Linked DNA regions of Homo sapiens: regions 2, 3 and 4 are each linked to region 1. The links are chromatin contacts, found by Hi-C or POLR2A ChIA-PET in ENCODE. All regions are on one chromosome and are shown on one strand. Each heading gives the region's core, a stretch centred on a gene start or an enhancer-like site at or near the end of the contact. The rest is flanking DNA. Distances are from core to core; before and after follow the strand shown.

The links. A loop is a pair of places that touch in the nucleus more often than their neighbours do. ChIA-PET counts read pairs that join two places held with the same protein, here RNA polymerase II (POLR2A). Pooled maps may share reads with other maps.
Region 2: a loop to region 1 is called in a pooled map of heart right ventricle, with 2.6 times the contacts of the local background. The contact joins two enhancer-like sites. A Hi-C loop is called at or near these places in 1 of 168 maps with a recorded cell type or tissue (PC-3) and 11 of 50 pooled maps. POLR2A ChIA-PET finds 5 or more read pairs at or near these places in 1 of 52 experiments (AG04450).
Region 3: a map with no recorded cell type shows a loop between it and region 1 (4-fold over the local background). The contact joins two enhancer-like sites. A Hi-C loop is called at or near these places in 37 of 168 maps with a recorded cell type or tissue (A673, B cell, CD4-positive, alpha-beta T cell and 24 more), 32 of 37 single-sample maps with no recorded cell type and 41 of 50 pooled maps. POLR2A ChIA-PET finds 5 or more read pairs at or near these places in 4 of 52 experiments (B cell, GM12878, RWPE1 and 1 more).
Region 4: a pooled map shows a loop between it and region 1 (2.4-fold over the local background). The contact joins two enhancer-like sites. A Hi-C loop is called at or near these places in 10 of 50 pooled maps. POLR2A ChIA-PET finds 5 or more read pairs at or near these places in 2 of 52 experiments (H1 and PC-9).

Annotation. Positions count from the first base shown.
Region 1 is chr10:74,236,831-74,240,099 of GRCh38, forward strand. All of the region lies in intron 3 of ADK (adenosine kinase), which reads left to right. LOC124902456 (a long non-coding RNA gene) reads left to right here. Exons shown (of 2, transcript XR_007062198.1): 1 at 1-3,269. Among named protein-coding and RNA genes, the nearest start is that of ADK, 87 kb to the left of the region's middle. Within about 2 kb of position 1,526, at least 6 of the 41 ENCODE cell types and tissues checked have a DNase peak (open chromatin) inside an H3K27ac peak, as active enhancers do; they include endothelial cell of umbilical vein, where a contact is called at or near this core.
Region 2 is chr10:73,847,690-73,850,958 of GRCh38, forward strand. CAMK2G (calcium/calmodulin dependent protein kinase II gamma) reads right to left here. Exons shown (of 23, transcript NM_001367534.1): 6 at 1,572-1,644; 7 at 1,324-1,426; 8 at 837-920; 9 at 299-393. Among named protein-coding and RNA genes, the nearest start is that of CAMK2G, 25 kb to the right of the region's middle. Within about 2 kb of position 1,527, at least 16 of the 41 ENCODE cell types and tissues checked have a DNase peak (open chromatin) inside an H3K27ac peak, as active enhancers do.
Region 3 is chr10:73,892,908-73,896,176 of GRCh38, forward strand. No RefSeq gene overlaps it. Among named protein-coding and RNA genes, the nearest start is that of PLAU, 17 kb to the right of the region's middle. Within about 2 kb of position 1,789, at least 4 of the 41 ENCODE cell types and tissues checked have a DNase peak (open chromatin) inside an H3K27ac peak, as active enhancers do; they include endothelial cell of umbilical vein, where a contact is called at or near this core.
Region 4 is chr10:73,955,082-73,958,350 of GRCh38, forward strand. No RefSeq gene overlaps it. Among named protein-coding and RNA genes, the nearest start is that of C10orf55, 34 kb to the left of the region's middle. RefSeq lists enhancers at 1,540-1,639, 1,827-2,334. Within about 2 kb of position 1,595, at least 22 of the 41 ENCODE cell types and tissues checked have a DNase peak (open chromatin) inside an H3K27ac peak, as active enhancers do.

The DNA.
Region 1 (3,269 bases), core at 276-2,775:
TTAATTTAATGTAATCTATTGTATACAATAACATTGTATATAAAAATGTATATTCCTTAATCCATAAAAATACTTTATGGATGAAAATGCTAACAATCATCTGAGCCTTTAGCAAGTTACAATCATTTTGCTGGTGGAGGGTCTTGCCTCAGTGTTGATGGCTACTGACTGATCAGGATGTTGGTTGCTGAAGGTTGGAGTGTCTGTGGCAATTTCTTAAAATAAGACAATAATGAAGTTTGCTGTGTCAGAGCCTTCCTTTCATGAAAAATTTCTCTGTAATATGCAATGCTGTCTGATAGCATGTTACCCACAGTAGAATTTGGAAAATTGGAGTCAGTCCTCTCAAACCATGCTGTTACTTTATCAACTTAAGTTTATGGAATATTCAAAATTCTTTGTTGTCATTTCAGCAGTGTTCACAGCATCTTCACCAGGAGTACATTCCATCTTAGGAAACCACTTTTTTTGCTCATCTATAAGAAGCAACTCCCTGTCCATTCAAGTTTTATCATGAGATTGCAACATTTCAGTATCCATCTTCAGGCTCCACTTCCAATTCTAGTTCTCTTGCTATTTCTACCACATCTGCAGTGACTTCTTCCCTGAAGTCTTGAAGCGCTCAAAGTCATCCACAAGGGCTGGAATTCACTTCTTCCAAACTCCTGTTAATGTTGATGTTTTGACCTCCTCCCATGAATCACGAATGTTCTTAATGGCATCTAGAATGATGAATACGTTGCAGGAGGTTTTCATTTTAGTTTGTCTGATCCATCAGAGGAATCACGGTCTATGGCAGCTATAGTCTTGCAAAATATATTTCTTAAATAATAAGACTTGAAAGTCAAAATTACTTCTTGATTTGGGGGTTGCAGAATGAATGTTGTATTAGCAGCCATGAAAACAGCATTCATCTCCTTATACATCTCCATCAGAGCACTTGGGTGACTGGGTGCATCATCAATGAGCAGAAATATTTTAAAAGGGGCCAGGCATGGTGGCTCATGTCTGTAATTCCAGGACTTTGGGAGACTGAGGCAGGCAGATCACCTGAGGTCGGGAGTTCGAGACCAGCCTGACCAACAGGGAGAAACCCCGTCTCTACTAAGAATAGAAAATTAGGTGTGGCAGTGCATGCCTGTAATCCCAGCTACTCGGGAGGCTGAGGTAGGAGAATCGCTTGAACCCAGGAGGCGGAGGTCATGGTGAGCCAAGATTGCACCATTGCACTCCAGCCTGGGCAACAAGAGTGAAACTCCATCTCAAAAAAATAAAAGCCTAGCCTCCCAAAGTGCCAGGATTACAGGCATGAGCCACCGCGCCTGTCTGTCCGCCCGTCTTCTTTTTTAAGAGCAAGAAAAGGTTTCCCAGAAGTACTCTGGTAGATTCTTATCACACACACATTCCTAAACCAGTTACTGGCAAAGAAAATAGAATTATCATGATTAATTAGCATATTCTGAAGTACATGCTTCCTTATAACTGAACAAAAATTAGAGCTCCACTGGCAACGCGGAAATGGCTGTTGACTTGGCAACTAATAGTGAATTGCTCACAATGTTTAAGTGAAATGGCCTGTCAGATTTCCTGGGAACACAGGAACCAGGGCCAGACTTAGAAACGGCCTCAGTAAGAGGTTTTCTAAAACTATTTTCTGGTATCGTAATTATTCCTAATTACCTTGTGCACTAAAAAAATTTAAAAATTTTAAATTTAGAATTTTAAACACATTTCCTGACAGTAACCAAGATATAAAAATGTGTAAAATTGAGTGAATATATTTTAAAGCATGGAAGATTTGTGTTACCCTCAGACTTGAAAGGGAACCTGCAAAGTTATGGTCTCATGGGAAATATTGTTTCTTTTTGCCTTGACATAATTTTCAGGCTCTTTGGTTTTATTCTAAGCAACCCAGCAGGGCACCTTTAAAAAGAAACAAACAAAATTACTGTCTCTAAACCAAAGAAGATAGAAAAATACATTCAGGAGAATAGTATACATTGAAAACTGCCACTTTAGCTAGTGCTTTTTTTTTTTTTTTTTTTTTTTTAAGACGGAGTCTCGCTCTGTTCCAGGCTGGAGTGTAGTGGTGCGATCTCAGCTCACTGCAACCTCCACCTTCCAGTTTCAAATGATACTTATGCCTCAGCCTCCTGAGTAGCTGGGATTACAGGGGCCAGCCACCATGCCCAGCTAATTTTTTCATATTTTTAGTAGAGAGTACTTTTTAACTGAGAAGAGATGCTGTAAAGTTTTAGGAAATCACAGTGGGGACAGTAGTCATACTTCTACTTTCTTCTGAATATAATATTGTTTCTTTTTTCTCCTGCAGTTACTTATTTTTTTTTTCTTTTTGCTTTAAGGCTTGGTAGTTCTGAGAATTTTAGATTCAGTTATAATCGAATGTAACTATCAACACATGTTATGGAGTAGTATAAATTGTTACTTGATGTTTGGAGTTGTTTTACTCAGTCACTCAGCAAAGGTAAGATTAGATCTCCGTTAGATGAAAAGTATTATCTCTTATGCAAAGAGACATTGGTTAGCTCTGGATGAAGACAATGGCTATGGGGTCAGTCAACCTTGTAGAAAGAATAGGCTAGGCACAGTGGCTCATGCCTGTAATCCCACCACTTTGGGGTGGTCGAAGCCAGTGGATCACTTGAGCCCAGCAGTTCGAGACCAAACTCGGCAACATAGTGAGAGCCCCCTCTCTACAAAAAATTTGAAAATTAGCCAGGGCATGGTGGTGTGTACCTCTGGTACTAGCTATCAGGAGGCTGAGGTGGGAGGATCTCTTGACCTGGGGAGGTTGAGTCTGCATGCAGTGAGCCATGATTGCGCCACTGGACTCCAGCCTGGGTGAGAAAGTGAGACCTTGTCTCAAAAAAAAAAAAAAAAAAAAAAAAAAGACACAATAAAAGTAAAATTGTATAATCTCTGGAAAAAACAAAATAGGCTGTCATGTTCTAATACTCAATATGTAAGGATGTTTAGTATATTAGTGGGTATAATTATTAATAAAATATTCTATTTAGTTATCTTTGAACCAGTTTGTAATAACCAAACCACAAAAATTCAATTTGCTTTGTATGTAAAAATCTTTTAAAATAGAAAGTCCTGCCTTAACTTTCATAAATCTGAATGTGAGCATATATTTATGCTTTTCATTTCTTTGCACAGCTTTTTTTTTTTTTCCTCTAAGACAGAGTCTCACTCTGTCACTCAGGCTGGAGTATAGTGGCACGATCTGAGCTCACTGCAACCTC
Region 2 (3,269 bases), core at 277-2,776, 390 kb before region 1:
TTTGTCCCTGTGTTACACAGCACACCAATGAGGCCGCTCCATTCTTTGCAAGTAAAGATCAAAGGACTTCAGTGGACTCCTCAATTTTAGTTATGAAGAAGGCTGTGCAAAAGAAAGTTGCTCCCTGGGACATAGAGTGGCAAGAATTGGGCCCTGGATGCCCATTCCTGGGTCCTCAAAGTCCCCTGACACCCCCGTATCACGTGACACACTAAACAAGCCTGCTCCCTTGGACAGAGCCCGAGGAGCAAGGACATCTGCCCTTCCTGGCCTGGCTGCCCGGCTCTCTGGTCCTTACATCATAGGCTCCAGCCTTGATCTGCTGATACAGCTTGTGCTGATCCTCATCCCAGAAGGGAGGATAGCCCACCAGGAGGATATACAGGATGACCCCTACGAGACAGAACACACAGGTCATGGGGGTCAGTCGCCTACTTCCCTGAGGAACCAAGAAAAACCATGCAGGGCTCAGAGCCACCTAGAAAGGCAGGGGCCATACCAGAGTCAGAAGTGGATGCCAGCCGATAATGCTATGCTACCAGCCCCTCCTGCTATGCCTCACACTTCACGTCACCAAGTCACACCAGGGATTTCTTTAGGCACAACCCATCCTCTAAGGCGTGGGCAAATCCCTCTCCAAGAAGGATACAATGTCATCCCAGAAGTACGCAGGGAGGAGGGTGTGATGGGAACAGCCATCCCAGGGGCAAACACCATAATTTCACATACACCAGGCACGTGTGTGACCTGCAAGGAATAGCGATGCCTCTTTCTTGCCATCATCGGAAGTTGAGGGCCCTTAACAGCGAAAAGCTGAGAGCGTGGAATGGGCTTACCGCAGGCCCAGATATCCACAGGTTTTCCATAGGGATCTTTCCTCAAGACCTCAGGGGACAAGTAACCTGGGGTGCCAGCAAAACCTGTAGCAAAAGAGAGGGCAGAGGCATACTGAACCCACTTTCTCTCTCGTTAAATCCACACCAGCCATTTCCCCCAAGTCCCATCTTATTCCTGCTGCTTTTGCTACATAAACTCTCAGCACATGGGCAGCAAGAGCTGACAGGCTGGGCTTCTTGTAGCGCCTGGAATCTGAACCAGACGGCAAAGCCGTATGCCTACCAGGAACTCCAGCTCCTTCCCACAGGCAGCAAGAAAGCAGTGCTGACAACAGCTAGACTTACTGTACTGAGTCGCGTACGGCCAAGAGAGATCTCGGAGGCCAGGACCATTAAGGGTCTGGCTTCTAGTTCTAATAGAGGAAGGCAGATCAGGAAGAGGAGGAAGGGCGGGGGCTGCATTCCGGGAAGACAGGATCACCCTTACCAAACCAAGCCTGCTGCTCTCCCTGTACTTCGATGGCTAGGCCAAAATCAGCCAGCTTGACGGCGGCACCCTTGCATTTACTCGCCAGCAGCAGGTTCTCAGGCTGCAGAAGAAACACAGAGAACCTTGTGAGCACCCACCCTGCAGCCCAGAGGAAGCCTAGTTTGGGCCTACGCAGTACCACTATCTGGCACCAGGTGGCGCCAACACTTCATGAGCAGAGGCACGGAGGGGAGCCTGGGTAGTACCTTCAGGTCCCTGTGGACGATGTCATGCTGGTGGATGTGGTTAACACTCTCCAGAATCTGATGTATACAGTGGCTAAAAAAGCAGAAGGAAAAGAAATGTTAGCGCAGGGTTAAACCACCTCATCCACATCCACAACCACATGCTGCAGACTAAGGCATGTGACAAGGGGCCACGGATTCACAGAGAATCACTTAACGGCCACTGGAACCTTAGACTCTGCACATCATCTTGTTCAACCTATTTAAAGAAAGAGGAAACCGAGGCCCAGGCAGATGCAATGGTTTTTCTAGGATCACCGCTAGAACGGGTTCCTCTCACCCCCTTTTGACTGGAAAGGTCTAACACAACCAACTCATTTCCAAGAGATCAGGAGACAGCCCAGAATCCTGAGGAAGAAGAGAGCATCCAATCCCTTCCTTCTTTCTCTTTCTCCATACAGTAACTTTGTTCTTGGAGAAGAAGCTTGTGCTGGCAACTTAGGAAGGAGAGTCCAACTAAACAACCTAAGCTACTTTGGCGGTGGGTGCACTCATTCATTTCCCTAAATGTTTATTGAGTGCCTAGGATAATGAAGATGGACAAGACCCAATAGCTGCCCTGAGGTCTGGCATCCAGTAAGGCAGCTAAAACAAGTACAAAGATACCTTTAAGAAACAATGTACTTAAGAGCTTCCAAACAGGGCATTTAAGGAGCACTTCTGATGATTTTGCGTAGAGAAAAAAACCCAAAGTTATTTTATTATTTTATTTTTGAGACAGGGTCTCACTCTGTTGCCTGGGTTAGAGTGCAATGTCGTGAACACAGCTCACCGCAGCCTTGACCTCCTGGGCTCAAGCAATCCTCCCACTTCAGCCTCCCCAGTAGCTGGGACCACAAGCATGAGCCACCGTGCCCAGCTAATTTTTGTATTTTTTTGTGGAGACAAGGTCTCACCATGTTGCCCAGGCTGGTCTTGAACTCCTGAGCTCAAGTGATCCACCCACCTTGGCCTCTCAGTGTTGGGATTACAGGCGTGAGCCACTGCGCCCAGCCACAGTCACACACGTAAATCAGACTGTCCACATAGCAAACCATCCTGCCATCCCTGTCATCAAACTCCTGACAGGGAGCGGGGGCAGTCTAGAGCAGTGGTTTTCAACTGGGAATGAATTTGCCGCCCGCCCCCCCCCACCGCAGGGGACATTTGGCAATGCCTAGAGAAATTTCTGGTTGTCACAACTGGAGGAGGGGTGCTCCCAGCATTTGGTGGGCAGAGGCCAAGGATGCTTCTAAATGTCTGCCACAATGCACAGGAGAGGCCTCACAACAAGGAAGTACCTGGCCTAAAACGTTAGTAGCACCAAGGCTGAGGAACTTGGCCTAGAATATAGACCCCCGTCATCAGGCACTATCTGGTATATTAAGCACATCTGCAGAGCATCCCAGTGTATGGGGCTGGGTGGCCTGGACTTACTATTCCTAAAATCTGATGCTGGGGATGCCACAAGAACCAAGGGGTCGTACTGGGTCCCTGGGGGCTGAAACTCGGGCCTCCCCATAGGACACAGCCCAAGAGTGGGCCACAGAAACTTTAAGACTGAGCTATAGAGGCGAGTCTCCACAGAGATGTATAATTAGAACAGAGCCGGGCTAGCAGGGAGCGCCTTCTGGCCAAAAATGGCAAAAGTGCGAAGTGTCCCAGCAGAGCCAGGCCAAG
Region 3 (3,269 bases), core at 539-3,038, 340 kb before region 1:
AGAGTCACATGCCACCGTTAAAGCCAGATCTTGACAGCTACTGCCCCAGGGTCACAACCAAAGTACAAAGAGAAATAGATGTTATTTCTCGGCTTTTGTGCTTCTGAATGCCTAGGTCCTGGTAATGTAAGGGATTTGCAGGAATAAGTTGGCTATCTTTATGTCCCAGACTGATTTTAGAATCTGCCACTATTCCCATAAATGCAGAAGGTGGAAATCCATTGTATTATCTGGCTCCCCTCTGAATTGAAGCTCCACGAGGACAGGTTATGGGCTTGCCTTTATCATTGCTGGATCCCCAGAGTCTAGCACAGTGCTGGACACATAGTAAGTACTCAGTACATCTTGGGTTGATGGATAAATGATGCTAGGTGGATGACGGATAATGGATGATGGATGGAAGAGGGATGGTCAGAGCCATGAGGACCAGCACAGTGCAGGATGTCCCTGGAGATAGGCTAATACTTGATCCGACTTAACTACTGGGGGTGGGGAAGAAGGATGAAGGAAATGAGATGGTTGCACTACTCCAATGGAACGGACTTGCCAAAGGCCTGTACTTTTGCAGATCTCCAAGGATTTTTTAAATCCCACGCTCTACTTTCCCCCAAACTAAGATCATCGGATTAGAGCCTTAACCAAGGCAGTGTAGCCGCCGCTGAGTCACTACACAGTCCTACTGTACCCCCTCGGGGCTCAGACAGTGGGCACCTCCCAGTTTGGATTCCTATCCTGACCCAAAAACCCCACCCAACTCCCTGCTGTGACCTTGCTCCTTATACTTTCCCTGTCCTCGCCCAAAGCTTTGTTTGACCCCAGTGCCAACCCTGATCTTGATCACAATTGCTTTTACAGCCCTGGTGCCGATCCCAGCAATCCCAACCTTGATTCCCATATATACATATTTTAAAAAAATGTTTGGAGACTGGATCTTGCTATGTTGCCCAGGCCAGTTTCAAACTCCTGTCCTCAAGTGATCCTCCTGCCTCAACCTCCTGAGTAGCTGGGACTACAGATGTGCCACCATGCCTGGCTTTGATTCCCATCTTGACCCTAACCTTGGCCCAGGTATGTCTTTGCTTCTGATCCTGAGTACCTTGTACATCTGTGCATCTATGCCTTTTTTTATTATTAGTTTTGGCTATTTATAAAGCTTTTGCACACATTATTTCATTTGACATTTACAACTTTACATAATCATCCTATCTTACACACGAGAAAACTGAGACTTGTGAAAAATGCCTAAGGCCACACAGCTAGTAAATGGGGGAAACTAGATCAGATTCAGGTCTTCCAGCTTTAAATCCAGCACTACAGGAGCCTGGGTGGCTGAAGCTCCCCATATAGGTCTCCGTTGCCCTTGTGAAGCCATGAGTTCAAAACCAGCATGGGTAACAGAGTGAGCAAAACAAAGGATCTCGGGGTTCTAATAGTAGTGGTGATAACAATAACCTTAGCTTACTGGGGAATTCCCTCATGACAAGCAGAGTGCCAAGAAGCTCTTCATGCACCAGCTATCTTATCCCCACAGCAATGCTATGGAGCTTGATAGCCCCATCTCACAGAGGAAACCATGGCTTATGGAGGTTAACGGCTTATGTGTTTAAGGTAGCACAGCTAACAAGAGTTTGAGCCAGAGTTTCAACCCAAGTCTCTCTGACTTTAATTGCAGTTCACTCCAATCTTTATAAAGAAATGAGATGGGGCAACAGGAAGCAGCTGGAGCCCAGTCTTCTAACCATGGGCCCGCCATACCTTTTGAGCTGTAGTGCCAAATTCCAGGGTATTGTGTTTGATCACCAAAACTGGGTTAAAAATGAGTCAAGCCTTGGCAGAACTGACTCACTGTGGTGTCTGTCAGCTCTAAAAGGAGACAGGAAGCCTCAGAGGGCAACTGCGGACTGACCAGTGGCCAGTGGAAGAAGGTCTCAGAAGCATCCTACCGCAAACCCTGTGGGTGATAAACACAGAAATCCATGTGCCTGCCAAAGAAAAAAAGACTCAGACTCAAAGTTCATTTTTAAAATTAGACCTGCCAGTCCCCATTTCTTTCTCCATACTCAATGTTAAATTGTATTAGATGTGATATTATTGTGGTTATTTATGAGAAAATTTTTGTTCTTAACAGATATAAACTGAAGTGTTTGGGGTGAAGTGTCTCAATGTCTTGCTTTCAAATTGCTAAAGAAAAAATAATTAAAATGAGGTGCATACACATGGCCACCCCGTGTGGAGGGGGCAGGAGACAGAGAAGGCAATTATGAAGAAAGGTGAAAATTGTCAGCCCTATCCGTAGCAGAACTCCATTTGAGTCAACTTCTCTTTCTTTCTTTTTTTTTTTTTTTGAGACGGAGTCTCACTCTGTCCCCCAGACTGGAATGCAGTGGTGCAATCTCGGCTCACTGCAAGCTCCACCTCCCGGGTTCACGCCATTCTCCTGGCTCAGCCTCCCAAGTAGCTGGGACTACAGGCGCCCGCCACCACGCCCGGCTAATATTTTGCATTTTTAGTAGAGACAGGGTTTCACCGTGTTAGCCAGGATAGTCTCGATCTCCTGACCTCGTGATCCACCCGCCTTGGCCTCCCAAAGTGCTAGGATTACAGGTGTGAGCCATAGTGCCCAGCTGGGTCAACTTCTCTTTCATCTCTAACACTCACACTTGATCCTTGTCCCTTGCCAGCAGGTTCTTTATCTCCATCCCAGTCCCCACCCCCATCTCAGTTCACATCACTGAATGTCGTTGCTGCTGTCTTCTCACGTCTCTGAGTCTCAGTCTCAGAGTCTGCTAGATCCTTCTGTTGTGGGATCCTTTTGTTTTGGGTAACTTTTTTTGTAGCAAAATATATCAACATAAAATTTACCATTTTATTTTATTTTATTTTATTTTTATTTTTTGAGATGAAGTCTCAGGCACTGTTGCCCAGGCTGGAGCATAGTGGCACCATCTTGACTCACTGCAACGTCTGCCTCCCAGGTTCAAGAGATTCTCCTGCCTCAGCCTCCCAAGTAGCTGGAATTACAGGCATCCACCACCATGCTTGGCTAATTTTTGTATTTTTAGTAGATACAGGGTTTTCACCATGTTGGCCAGGCTAGTCTTGAACTCCTGACCTTAGGTGATCCACCCACCTCGGCCTCCCAAAGTGCTGGGATTACAGGCATGAGCCACTGTACCCAGCCAAAATTTACCATTTTAAAAATTATTATTTATTTTATTGTGGTAAATTATACATAACATAAAATTTACTTTTTTTTGAGACAGATTCTC
Region 4 (3,269 bases), core at 345-2,844, 280 kb before region 1:
CCTGAAACTGGAAAGAAAAATCTAAGTATTCAACAGGAGGATGGATAAATAAATTGGGTGGTAGATTCATAAAACGGAATACAATTCAGCATAAAAAAGGAACATACTGCTGGTACAGCAATGTGGGAAAATCCACAGACATACTATATGGAACAGAAGAAACCACATACAAGAATATGATTCTATTTTTTCTTTTTCTTTTTTTTGGGAGACAGAGTCTAGCTCTGTTGCCCAGGCTGGAGTGCAGTGGTGCAATCTCAGCTCACTGCAACCTCTGTCTCCTGGGTTCAAGTGATTCTCATGCCTTAGCCTCCTGAGTAGCTGGCACTACAGGTGTGTGCCACCATGCCCAGCTAACTTTTTGTATTTTTGGTAGAGATGGGGTTTCACCATGTTGGCCAGGCTGGTCTCGAACTCCTGACCTCAGGCAATCTGCCTGCCTCGGCTTCCCAAAGTGTTAGGATTACAGGTGTGAGCCATCACTCCTGGACAAGAATATGATTCTATTTACACGAAGTTCGAGAATAGGTAAAATTAATCTATGAGAATAGAGGTCAGAATATTGGTTACATTGGAGGCTAGGGGGAGTGAGTATTTGCTGGAAAGGGGCATGAAGGAACTCTGGAGTGTGATAGAAATAGTCTCATTTTGATCCGGGTGGTGGCTACATGGACATAATGGTATAAGTGTATACCACATATTATGTGGACAATTATGTGGACATGGCCTAATATATTACATAGTAGGTATATGTAAGTTATAGTTCAATAAAGTACTATGTGAGAGAGAAAGGAGGAGGAGGAAGAGGAGAAAGAAAGAAAAGAAAGAAAGGAAGAAAGAAAGAGAGGGAAAGAAAGAAAGTAAAAAAAAAATCCTGATTTTGATTTTGGTTTCCAGTTCTGCCCCTGTGACCCTTGGACAATTGACAACATTTCTGAGCCCCTTTCCTCACCCATAAAATGAGGATCACAGGCCAGGCTAGGTGGCTCACACCTATAATCTCAGCAATTTGGGAGGCCAAGGCGGGAGGATTGCTCAAAGCCAGGAGTTTGAGACCAGCCTGGGCAACAAAGTGAGGCCTGTCTCAACAAAATAAAAAAATTTTTAAATTAGCCAGGTGTGGTGGCATGAGCCTATAGTCCTAGCTACTCAGGAGGCTGGGGTGGGAGGATCCCTTAAGCCCAGGAGGTGGAGGCTGCAGTGAGCCCTGATTGCCTCGTTGGACCCCAGTCTGGGCAACAGAGCAAGTCCCTGTCTCTAAAATAAAATAAAATAAATAAATAAGGGATCCTAATAGTACCTCTCTCATAGGGTGGTTTGAGAGTCAAATGAGATAATGCACAAAAATCTCCTAGCCCAAGAGCCTGAAGCACCCTAAAAGTTCGGGAAACTGTATTCTTACTGTTGGCCCCTTACCTACCATCTCCTCCACCAGGAGCTGGCCCCTGAAGCCTCACCCCAAAAGAACGGTTTCTGCCCCCGGGTTATGTCAGGTCCTTAGGTGGAACTCTGAGTCCCACATCACTAAATGCTGACATGCCCGCAGAATCCAGGAGGCTCCAGTGACTAGAAAGAAGTTTCATCAAATTTGAACAGGAAGCAGCAGTGGCAGCTGATAATCTGTGACCTGAATATAGCTATCCATTATCTCACTGTGGTTTCTGGTTTCCCTGACAGAGAAAACGCCCACAACTTTCTTAAAGTTATTCTAAACACTCAGTTCCTTGTTTGGCTTTGGCAGGATAATGTTACCCCTGGGTGCCCCTGTGCTTTGGGCTGTGGCCTCCCTGCCAGCCTGAGGCTCCAGCTCTTCAGCCAATCTGTGGGGCAACCGTCCCTTCCACTCAGAGGGCAGTGACAGGAGCAGACCAGGAAAGAGGCCGCCAGTATCTGCAGCCATTGGAAGTGGGGGGGAAAAGCAAGAAACCTTAAATACAGCATTCTTGTTCCTCTTCAAGAAACCAGCCAGGCAGGACTGACATGCCGGGAGTGAGCCACCAGCTGCTTCTCACCATCACTGGTTTCTAAATTACGCTCCATTCCCAATTGCTTCTCTCTGGTTCTGTTCTCAGGAAAGCAAATCTGCCCTCCTAGTTCCTCCACCTCCAAATGAGGAGCTGAGCCCAGGCCCAGGACACAGGTTTGGCAGAAAAGCCGTTACCTCTTGTTATTGTAAAACCCAGAGTCCAAGAGGCTCCCAGACAATAGGCAAAGTAGGCAAAGTTTGTTTTTGCCTTCTCTTCCCCAGCCAAGCCCTGCTCACTGTTGTCTACCAAAGCTTTGATGACACCGTATCACTTATCACTACATCTTCTGAATTATTCATTCTGAAGAATTCAGGATTTCTTGTGTTCCCCCTCTCAGGAGTACTTATATGTTAAGAGAAACCTTGAGATAGTAATGCTTACTTAGAGGACCATGTCTCTGACACCTGTGTTTGGTAGGGAGGGGAGGGCTTTGGGCTCTCTCTGGCCCCCTGGTGGCCACCACTTCTCTGTTAGTGCTCCAGATGGAGATATGCGGATGACATGGCATGACTTTTAAAATATATATATATATTTTTCTTTTTTTTTTTTTTTTCTGAGACGGAGTCTCGCTCTGTTGCCCAGGCTGGAGTACAGTGGTGTGATCTTGGCTCACTGCAACCTCCACCTACCGGGTTCAAGTGATTCTCCCGCCTCAGCCTCCCCAGTAGCTGGGACTACAGGTACACCACCATGCCTGGCTGATTTTTGTATTTTTAGTAGAGACGAGGTTTCTCCATGTTGGCCAGGCTGGTCTCGAACTCCTGACCTCGTGATCTGCTCACCTCGGCCTCCCAAAGTGCTGGGATTACAGGCATGAGCCACCATGGCTGGCTAGAGTTTTTTTTTTTTAATTTCCTTTTTGTTTTTTTGAGACAAGATCTCACTCTTACTCTATTGGCCAGGCTCGAGTGCAGTAGCACCATCACGGCTCACTGCAGCCTCAACCTCTAGGGCTCAGGTGATCCTCCTGCCTCAGCCTCCCAAGTAGCTGGGACTACAGGCACACACACACACTGGCTGATTTTTTTTTTGTATGTTTTGTAGAGACAGGGTCTCCGTATGTTGCCTAGGCTGGTCTTGAACTCCTGGGCTCAAGCAATTTGCCTATCTCAGCCTCCCAAAATGCTGGGATTACAGATGTGAGCCACTGCGCCCACCTAAAAGATCTTGTAAAGATCTTTTTTTTTGTGTCTGGGAGCGGTGGCTCATACCTGTAATCCCAGCACTTTGGGAGGCCAAGGT